2 separate regions of the Mus musculus genome follow, and region 2 is linked to region 1. Evidence: chromatin loops called from intact Hi-C (ENCODE). Cell type or tissue: left cerebral cortex. All regions are shown on one strand. Links, peaks and the distances in the headings refer to the core of each region. The heading gives the core; the rest is flanking DNA. Region 1 has its middle 16 kb from the start of Gm32753. Region 2 overlaps Gm40056 (a long non-coding RNA gene).

Region 1 (5,384 bases), core at 137-5,136:
GGCTTTGAACTCATAACCCTCCTGCTCTTATCTCTCAAGTGTTATAATTATAAACACGCACCACCACACCCAGTTTCAATTCTTGCTAAGATCATAATTCAAAATCTAAATTGAGAAATCCCAATCTCACATCCCAAGACTGAGCCAAAATTGTTACATCTGACCTTCCCGAGCACTTAGGCCTGAGCCAGCACTTCTTTTTCTTCATAGAACATTCTGGTTCTCTTTTCTTCTTGAGCTCTAGCAGACACAGCAAGCAAATCAAAACCTAAAGGAGTAAGATGATCAGGTTTGCCTGAATATTTAGAAATCAATGCAATTATATGTCCTTTCAACTGACTGCTTCATTATTTATACAAAAATTGAGCCCTGTTTTGAGCTCTTAAAATCTGGTAAGTTTTCCAAAAGTGTATTTACTGACATTGAGCACTCGAAATAAATGGTGCCATAAATCTTAGGCTGTTTACTCGCAAGTTAGCTTAACTCAGGTTTGAGCCCAACTGAAATTCCCTGAGCTCCATTTACATCAGTAAAACAGTTACCTTATCTACAACTTGACCTGTGTTGTGATGACCAAATGAGATGAGATTTGTAAAAGGACTTACAATGCTGTAGTATTGATTGTCAAGCTGCCATGATCTAGAATCTCCTATGAGGCATACCTTATAAGTTTACAGACTTATAAACTGGAGTGAGAAGAGGCACCCAAGTTGGGGCAGTGCAGTTCCATGGGCTAGTGTCCTGGGCTGATTAAATGCAAGAATGTGTGTCAATCATCATTATTCATTACCCTCTGCCTCCTGCAAACGCGCAGATGCAATGTAACTGGAGGTTACATGCTACTGTTGGCACAATTTCCTCTTCATGATGTCCTCACTCTGATAGACTGTATCCTCAAACTGTGACCCCCAAATAAACACTTTCCTCCTTAAATTTCTTTGCCAGGTATTTTGTCACACCAGAAAACTATATAAGCCTGAAATAACATTTGAGAAACATGTTCTCAACTAATCATACTTATCAATATGCTATATTAAAACCACAATATAGTATATTCACAACAGCCAAGTAGACAGAAGACAACGGGCAGCTCTTTTTCTTCCTTTGTGTATTCAGTGTTCCCTCAGCTCCTCTGTTCTACTAGAACATTCTAGAAGCAGGGAATGCATTGGGAGACAAGAAAAATAAGCCAGCACTACTGCTTTCCTGGAGGACATATGTGAGTGGCAAGAAAATGCCAGGCAAAAAAGGAAACAATAATGATAACTTTTAGACATTCATAAATCATAGGAAGAAAATGAAACACGGTGATACAATGGTGATGTGTGGATTATTAGGGGAGATCTCTCTAGAGAGATAATTGCAGCCACACCTGCCAGAGGAGATGCCGTGGGAATATACAAGGTAAAGTGATGGACAGCATGTATCAAGCCCTGGGGCAGCATCAAGCTTGACCTGATCGGAGAGCAGACTGCAGGCACTCTTGGCTGAGGTCGAGGCCCTGGATTATGAATGTGTTCCATGATGCCCAGAGTGTGCAGTGCCGGGGATCAAACCAAGAGTTTTCTGCCTGCTAGGCAAGTTCCCCACCAGTTGATCCACATCTCCATATCAAGGTATATAGTTTTTTTAAGTCCACTTTCCGGGTGAGAAAACTGAGGCAGGGATGCTTAATAGTAGCTAGTGGGAAGCAGACCTAAGGACTGAACCTATGCCACTGGCTCCAGGGTACCTGCTTTTTACATCACAATTTTGCCTCTTTCCTAACTAAATTGCACAAATATGCATCTTTTGTTATTTGAGTGATATATGAGGAGAAACCAAAACTGTATTTATTTTGTCATTTGTTGCTTTATAAATAAGTGCAATTGTTTCCCTTCTTCCTAAAGATGGAAGCCCCAATTCGTTTTTTTTTATCTCAAGTACACTCTTGGGAAAATGACTATAGAAAGTGGCTCTGATTAATTCATGTTCTCCTGACTGATGGGGGAAAACCCTTGCTGGGCCAAATGAAGCCCACTCATCTCCTATGCATTGCCTAGTTATTTTTAAAAGCATGACAGTGCACCAGATTAAAGCAGAAAGTCTCGCTTTCCTACTTATCCTTCTAAGTTTGCATTATGGATATACAAGAACAACTGACTCTTCTTAACTCTCCTCACCCCTACTCAAAAGTTCCACACACAGCACAGTAACAAGGAGCAGAGAATGCTTACAACCTAAACACATTAAAGATAGAGTCATCAGATAGGAGGGAGCCTTAATTGAGAAGATTCCTCCAGAAGATTGAGCCGAGGCAAGCCTGTAGGACATTTTAAAATTAGTGATTGACGTGGGAGGCCTTAGCCCGTTGTGGGTGGTGCCATCCCTGTGCTGGCTTTTCTGGCTTTTATAAAAAAGCAGGCTGATCAAGCTATATAGAGCAAGCAGCACTCCTCCATGGCCTCTGCATCTGTTCCTGCCCTGTTTGAATTCCTGTCCTGACTTTCTTCAATGGTGAACTAGAATGTGGAAATACAAGCCAAATAAATCATTCCCTCCCAAAGTTGCTTTGGTCATAGTGTTTCATCACAGCATCCTAAGATGAGTAGCAAGGATGCTTACCTGTGTGTCGGTGTCATCTGTCTAGCCTGAATCTGTCTTAGTCTTTAACTTTGTCATTTTGTCAACATGGATGTCTGGTTAATATTTCTGATACATTTAGCTTTTTTTCCCCTTGCCTTTTTTCTTTTTCCTTCCTTCCTTTTTTCCTTCCTTCCTTTCTTCCTTTTTTCCTTCCTTCCTTTCTTCCTTCCTTTTTTCCTTCCTTCCTTTCTTCCTTCCTTTTTTCCTTCCTTCCTTCCTTCCTTCCTTTTTTCCTTCCTTCCTTCCTTCCTTCCTTCCTTCCTTCCTTCCTTCCTTCCTTCCTTCCTTCCTTTTTTCCTTCCTTCCTTCTCTCTCTCTCTCTCTCTCTCTCTCTCTCTCTCTCTCTCTCTCTCTCTCTCTCTCTTTCTTGTTCTTAAAAACCTCACCCTGAGAAAGGCTCAGGGCTGCAATTAACTGGTTTTTGGTTTCACTCTGGGACATGGAAACACAATTTCACTTAAACTACAAGTGACAAGCTTATAGTTTACCACCCACTGTAGTTGCTGGCCTGCTAATAAAGGCTTTCTACTGTCTTAAACCTGTCTTCTGAGCAGTCTTCTCTGGTAAGATACCCAACAGTTTCTTATTGGTAGCTTCTAAAGCCTCCCTTTCTCCCACTTTTCATAACACCAGCAAAGGTCACTTTGCGTCCCAGGGATGTACTTTAGGGGATTCCGATGATCCCCCCAGGGAAGAGACTTCTTGTTCTTTTGGAATCCGTGTAAAGAAGAAATAAAAACGCCAGCAGCCAGACCACCTTCCGTCCAAGCAGACCATGGAGATTTGGTTCAGTGCTGTGCTGGTCACCCCTTTCCACATGCTGAATAAAAATGTTGTCTCCTTAACATCCCACTGTGTTATTCTCTGGCTCTCTCACTCTCTGGTTCTCTTGTTCTCCCTCTCAAAATCTTGCCCCCCCCCCCTTTCTGCCAACATCCTGATAGGAGGCTCCATGCCCCTCTCTGGCCTGAAACTTGAGAGGACTACATCCACCTCCCCCAGTCCCCAGGCTAACCTGGTTTAGGTTTTACTCTGGGATATGCAAACACACTTTCACTTAAACTCTAAATGACAAGCTTCATTGTGGGCAGCAGCTCAGGATTACTATGGAAAGAAAGTGGGCAGACCCTTGAGGGAAGTAATCTGGAGTATTACTGTGGTCAAACTTCACAATAAAATTAATAATAATAATAATAATAATAATAATAATAATAATAATAAATAATAATAATAATATAACGTTTGCTTAAACTTACATTACAGAGAAAAATACCTCAGTTAAATTTAATTTTTCAGGCAAATAAGGTATGTTCCGATATTGAATAGGACACTACCTCTGTGGCATCATGAGAACACAGGAAATTGTCAAAGGGTGAGAGCACAGTAGGAATAAGGACTTAGCATCTGAGTAACCATGTGACCCTCCCCACTCCAGCTGGTAGAACCACCATGCACCAACAGAAGAAACAGTTCTCAAGGGGCCCAAGAAAGTTCCTGAAAATAGAAACATTGGTGCTAGCACAAACCTGCCTTGCAATTAGCCTGAACAGCTTGGCACCGCATCCAAGAAACACCAAAGTGGGACAAAAGAAGGAACAAGGGGACTGTGTACCAAGAGAGTGTCTGTCATGCCTGTCTCTTAGACACCAAGTCTGTGTCTGAGAAGCTCATCTGCATCTGGGATTTCTGTGCTCTCCGTTTTTGTCTCATGTACATTTCCCTTGTTTCTCAGTCAAGTGTCTTTGTGAGTTTTTTCAATTTATCTCTAGATAATTAATGTTCATGCTGTAATTCCCTTTTTTAATTTATTTATTTACATTCCAAATGTTGCTCCCCTTCCTGGTGGTCCCCCCTCCAAGAGTTCTTCAGCCCATCTCCCATCCCCCTTTCCTCTGAGAGAATGTTCCCTCACCCACACCCAGTCACCCATGAGCCTCTCAACCTCCTATTCACCTCCCCTGGGGCATCAAGTCTCTACAGGATTAGGTACACCCTCTCCCATTGAGGACAGACAAGGCAGTCCTCTGCTACACATGTGCAGGGGGCCACAGACCAGCCCATGAATGCTTTTTGGTTAGTGGTTTAGTCTCTGGGAGCTCCCAAAGGTCCTGGTTAGTTGATATTGTTGGACTTCCCATGGGGTTGCAATTCCCTTCAGTTCCTTCAACTCTCCCATAGGGGTCCTGGACCTCAGTCCAATGGTTGGCTGTAAATATCTGCATCTGTCTCAGTCAGCTGCTGGTAGAACCTCTCAGAGGGAAGCCATGCTAGGTTCCTGTTTTCTGCCATCCTCATGGTTGAATTTATTTTGATTTCCAGCAGTTTCTGCCCTCTGGCTGAAGAAGATGGATCTTTACAATGCAAACAGGGCCTTCCATCTTTTACACATACTGTAATTCTTGATCATCATCTAATATTCAATCTAATATCCAATCATACTGATTCTCTTTCATTTATCTATCAATAACTGATAAACTGATGTTGGGTTATTTCAAATCAGAGGCAAATACATAGACGGCTCTTCCAATATTCAAGTAACAGTTTTTGTAAATGTTATATGTTATTTTTTTCTTTTTGGTAAATAGCTACAAGTGAAATCTCTGGATTATATTATAATTATACATTTAGCTTATCTTAAATTTCCAGTGTCTAAGAGTTCCAGTTAGTTTACATTGTTGCCATATCCAGAATATGGTATTTTAACAATAATGCTTTGTGTGTGTGTGTGTGTATGTGTATAGGTGCTGGTGTGTTCCTGT
Region 2 (5,384 bases), core at 151-5,150, 180 kb before region 1:
TGAAAAGAATTTGGAATTGTAGAACCCTTGAGAAATAGAGAGAGGGATGGAGAGAAACAGAAAATTACTTGACCATAGCTTTTAATCATCTATAATTCATACCTAATCATTTGTTGACACTTACATACATTTTTATTGAAATTTACATACATTGTGATAAGTACTGCATTGAATCCCCCACCCCCCAACTTTTAGATATCTCAAACAGGAATTATTCTGAGGAAATCTGGCAAGCTCTTTCCCTTTTCATTCTTTACATGTTTTAAAACACCCACTTATTTTCTCTAGAAATCACAGCTTCATCATTTTTCTCTATATCCCAATGAGCTATAAACTGATATCTGAAAATTTATGTATCTGTCTATCACTAATCTACCCACCTATCGAATCCTCCGTTGCTGTTCAAAGATATTTGAGACATGCTGCATATATGTGGGTGCTCCAGAGAAAAGGAACCGATAGTATGTAGATAGTTTGAGTCTGCTATCTCTCCCACATACTCACGTCTGAACTCTTGGTCTCCAGCTGGGGGTTCTACTGGGGAAGGCTGTAGATCCTCTAGGTGATGGGGTTTAGCTAGCAGAAATAGGTACCAATGGTAAGTCCTTGAGGGTATAATATCCTCGGCTCCTTCTCATCTAGCTCTTTCCTATTAGAACCACCATAGAATGGTTTCCACCATAAGCTCTCAATGCCACAGAGCTGCTTTGTCTTGCCCTGCCCACCATGCGGTGGACTGAAACCCTTGAAACCCTGCACCAAGATGAAGCTTTCCTTCGTTAATGATGCTCTTGTCAGGCACTGTGTCACATTCATGAGAAAAGAAAGTACCCACCTCCTGGCGCATGTGTGTGCATGGTGTGTGTGTGTGTGTGTGTGTGTGTGTGTGTGTGTGCGTGTGCGTGTGCGTGTGCGTGTGCGTGTGTGTGAGTGTGTGTGCATATGTGTTTGTGTGTATGTGTGGTGGGATTTATTAATTGGCTTAGCAGACCAGAGGCTGAGTAGTCACAGGAGCTATAGGCAGAGATCCACAGAAACCACTAGCTTCTCAATCAAAGAATCAGGACTAGTAATACGCCCCCATTCTGAAACTGAAGGCCTGGAAACTCCCCAGAGAATTGCTGGTGTGAGTCTACATTCAAAAGCTGAAGAGTCTGTGATCTAACGTTCACAGACCATAGCAATAGCAAAAGTGCATCTGCTCAAAATGAGTTTTGTGTGCCCTTGCTTCTGCTTTTCCTTTTGTTTGATCTAGGCTTCAAGCTTACTGGGCGAGGTCATGCACATTCAGAACAGGTCTTCCCAAGTCAGTTTCCTGACACACATACCGACTGTCTCTGGAACCACTGTCCGACGTAAGCCCTAAGTGTGCTTTAATACTTCTCTAGATGTCTTTCAATCCACTCAACCTGGGAACCAAATATTAACCATCACAGACTATCTCCTACATGTTTGTTATTTCCAAAGAACTAAGCCTGGCAACTTTCATGCAGCTGACACTTAATAACCACATATTTACATAATGGATGCATACCAGTCTTCTAAATCTTACATATTAACTACTCCTTTCATTTCTAAACCTAACTATCAGAATCAAGCATAATTTGATACCACATTAAAATTTCTGGAGCTAGGTTTCAGAAATGTCTATTTTCAACAAGCTCCCCAAGCAATTTGGAAGCTGCCAGCTTGTTACCAGCCTGCAGACTGGAATTTGAAAACCAAGGACTGCTGTATCTTTCTTCGCCCCAGAATCCTACATTCCCTTTTCTCCACCTGTGTACCACTCTAACCATTTTCTCTTAGCAACCAAGTAACCACGCTGGCCCATCTTGAGATGCTCACCATGAGATAAAGACATGCTTTCAAAGTCTTTAGAAAATAACCATGTCTACAGACATCAAAACTTTGTCCTACCAATCACCTGCTTCCTGCAAGTGAGTAACTACTTATACAACTCAGATAATCATAGAACATGGTCTAGATACATTTCAGCACATGGCATCCTTACTCCATGACAGACTCATTAAAATCCCCACACTGACCTTCATCTGTTTTGTCTCGTCTTCATTTCTCCCTAGCACTTGGGAATCTCACCTTCTTAGATAACCGGATTCTGCTGGTTTTGCAAGCTGAGCCGACCTGGAGCATCCTCTTCTGGGCAGCCTTCGTAAAGAGGCTGTTGAAGGAGAACAAAGCAGATTCAAGAAAACGGCCATCTGGTTTCCATGTTGCAGATGCCCACATGAGCCTTGAAAAACTCCAGCAGGGGAGGAGGTGGAAGATCCCGTGGGCTGGCTGATGAAGGGAGAAATGAGGAGGAGACTCTTTCCCCTCAGAATTCCCACAGTTGAACCGAGTCTTCATAATGGCAACCAGGAAGTGAGAACTGGTTGACATAATTATACATCTAAATTCTTAAGTAAACAACCTTATTTTTATATTTATAGCCCAGAGACGAGTGTGTGGCCACCTTCCTATCCTAGCTCTTTGGAGAGGATCAGAACGAGAACCTTTGTCTAATTCCCTATATTCCCTTTTGCTTGTGTGTTTTAGCCAAACTTCTGCCAAGGCAAAAGGAACTCTACACGTGTATGTCATTAAGCGCTACATATGTTATATATCATATGCACATCCATCCATATATATAAAATACAGGGTAATCTCCTATATCTACTGTAGACATGGTAAAAACCAGGGTAAGAAATATAATTTTATTTAAAGTTTCATTTAAAATGTTTAGAACTTTGGAAGTTAAAAAAAAAAAAATCTTAGCAATGTCCTAATCCGATCAGTCTCGTTTTAGAGGATAAATGTAAAACTCAGAGAGGCAAATTGCCCTGCCCATGCACATACAAGTTAGTCAGGACCAGATTTATAGGGGTCTGAGTGATATGTGCCCTAGATCTCTCCTAAAAGAAGAATTTGTTGTTTCTGCTGCTCTGAAGGCAGATGGCAGCTAGCCTTCAGCTGTCAGCTTCTTTGAGACTTTCCTGGGTTAGTCCATATCCAAAGACCCACTGGAGTGCAGAGGACCAGCCTTTTGACCTTGCTTGGGGACACTTTAATGGTCACTTTATCTTCAGACATCCTTGTTGGCTGCATGAAGCTATCAGGTTGGTAGTGGATCTACTTTTGTTGATTCCAAGGGCACTACTGAATATATTTCCTATACATTGATCTTCATTGTAGACCTTTATCTTCAAATAATCTGATCTGGAGCAAGAATGAAATAAGAATGGATAAGAATTATTATCTTTTTGTTCCTGAGAAAATATCCATTCTGGAATTGTGGTGTGCATGTGTGTGTGTGTGTGTGTGTGTGTGTGTGTGTGTGTGTTGTCCACGCATGTGTGTGTGTCTGTCTCTGTGTGTATATGTTTGTGTGTATGTATTTGTGTGTCTGTGTATATGTATGTGTGTGTCTGTATCTGTCTGACTGTGAGATAGACATATGCATATGCATTATAGAGGCATATCTACATGCTTTCTTGGTCTCCACACTTCTAAGAGCTTTGGAGAGGTGAGGTGGAAAACAGCTCCTTTAAGAAAAAAAAAGTACAACCCACTTTAAACTCCCTGGCAGATGCATGTGCATTCTCACCACCCGCCAAAATGCTCTGGATTTGCAAATGAAAGACACACACACACACACACACACACACACACACACACACACTAGCTTATTTTTAATATGCTCTAAGCAGTTCAATGGTTGGACACTTCCAAACCTTCCTGGGGCTAACACACTCTCCCCTCTGACATTCCTGAATTATTTCTTACTAAAATTTGTGTTTCATCTCTGCTGCTCCAGATTCAATTAGGGGACTGCTTTCCCCCTATTCTTACATGGCTGGTTCTCTGTCTTCCCCAGCTCTCATGGGTGTATCCTATTGTTTCTCTGGCATGGCAATTCTAAACTGTTGTCTTCCCATGGTTCTTTGCCCAGGAAATCTAAACTCCCTCCTTTGTCTCCCTGTCCAGCCATTGGCCACTGGCAACTTTATTTACCAATTAGAGCCACCTGGGGACAGGGACACTCAGTGGCTCACACTCAGATGTGTGAATTCTCATGTGTGACTTTGGGAGCCGAATTAAAACAAATAGCATTACAACCAATCGACAACACAACCAGACCATGAAAGAAATGCTGTCACATCTTCAGACAGTAATTTTCAGGCATGCAAGGGGAAGCCACATGACTGACTCTTCTGGTTCAGCAAAGGTCTGAGGGTTCATAGAGGGCAGGTTGTGCTGGAGGCTCTCTGAATGCAAAATGCAACTCAAGGACCACGGCCAGCAGGCAGGTAAGGTGGAAGGATATCCAGGAGCATAGCACTGGGGCTTTCAGAAACCACAGTAGGAACAAGGAAGAGTAGATTAGATTGGGCAGAAGCAGCAACATTTTATATCAATAACCTAGAACAGTAATACTTGTGAAATTCCTTATTTGATTATTTTTCATGTTTTTCCCCATACATGAATATACCATGGTTTACCTGATCTTAGGCCAAGACCAAGAAGTGACAAAGGGCCTTACAGGATTGGTGCCTTTGGAATCAATGGGCTGAGGCTGAAAGGCAGGTCCAATTTGTGTGTCTGTATATGTGTGTATAAATGTAGAGGCTAGAGGACAACCTTGGGCATTCTTTAAAAGCTCTCTGTCCTGTTTTTGAGAAAGGGTGTCTTGGTTAGTTTCTTTCTGTTAGCTTGACACAAGCTAGAGTCCTGAGAAGAGGGAACTTTCATTGAAAGAATGCTCCCTCCAGATTGGCCTATGTGTAAGCCTGTGGGGAATGTTTTTGCTCAATGATTGATGGGGGGAGTGGGGGACAGGCCACTGTGGGTGGTGCCCTCCCCTTGAACAGGTGATCCAGGGTTGTATATGAGCAAACAATGAGGAGAAGGTCAGTAAGTAGAACTCCACAGCCTCTGCGTCTCTTCCTATCTCTAGGTACCTGCTTTGAATTTGTCTTCAAACTCTCATTCATGGCGGACCACAATCAGAGCATGTAAGCTGAGATTAAACCCTTTCCTGGTTTCTCTGGTCATATGTTCTATCTCAGCGATAGAAACCCTAACTAGGACAGATGGTCTTTCGATGTTCTTCAGCTCATCAAGTAGGCTGCCTGGCTGCCAGCAAGCTCCAGGGATCCATCTGTCCCAGCTTCCCTAGCACTGGGATTGCAAGCTGCCGCAGTGTGTGGGTTCTGGAGATGAAGCACAGCGCACATGCTTATGTGGCAAGCGCTTAACTCGCTGATTATCACTTCCACCTAGCAATATCAACTTAACAACAAATGGATGGTCAAAAATCTCCTCTTTTATATTATTAAATGTGAGACTAATTCCAAGTGGAGATGACATATTTGGCTGTCTCCTCC

What was found. A loop is a pair of places that touch in the nucleus more often than their neighbours do. Peaks named below come from ENCODE experiments on the same cell type or tissue, not always from the same donor. Only the 100,000 strongest peaks of a DNase experiment are listed, where the experiment ranks them.
Region 2: it touches region 1 in a loop (9-fold over the local background); 2 of 42 quality-filtered maps call a loop at or near these places.

Annotation. Positions count from the first base shown.
Region 1 is chr3:57,932,044-57,937,427 of GRCm38, reverse strand. No RefSeq gene overlaps it. Among named protein-coding and RNA genes, the nearest start is that of Gm32753, 16 kb to the left of the region's middle. In left cerebral cortex, for the core only: no CTCF peak of the experiment used is centred there; DNase peaks (open chromatin) are centred at 1,572, 2,096 and 2,319; H3K27ac peaks cover 346 bases.
Region 2 is chr3:58,113,916-58,119,299 of GRCm38, reverse strand. Gm40056 (a long non-coding RNA gene) reads right to left here. Exons shown (of 6, transcript XR_003954487.1): 3 at 505-2,179. Among named protein-coding and RNA genes, the nearest start is that of Gm40056, 27 kb to the right of the region's middle. In left cerebral cortex, for the core only: no CTCF peak of the experiment used is centred there; DNase peaks (open chromatin) are centred at 1,764, 2,228, 3,598, 4,286 and 2 more places; H3K4me3 peaks cover 235 bases; H3K27ac peaks cover 2,903 bases.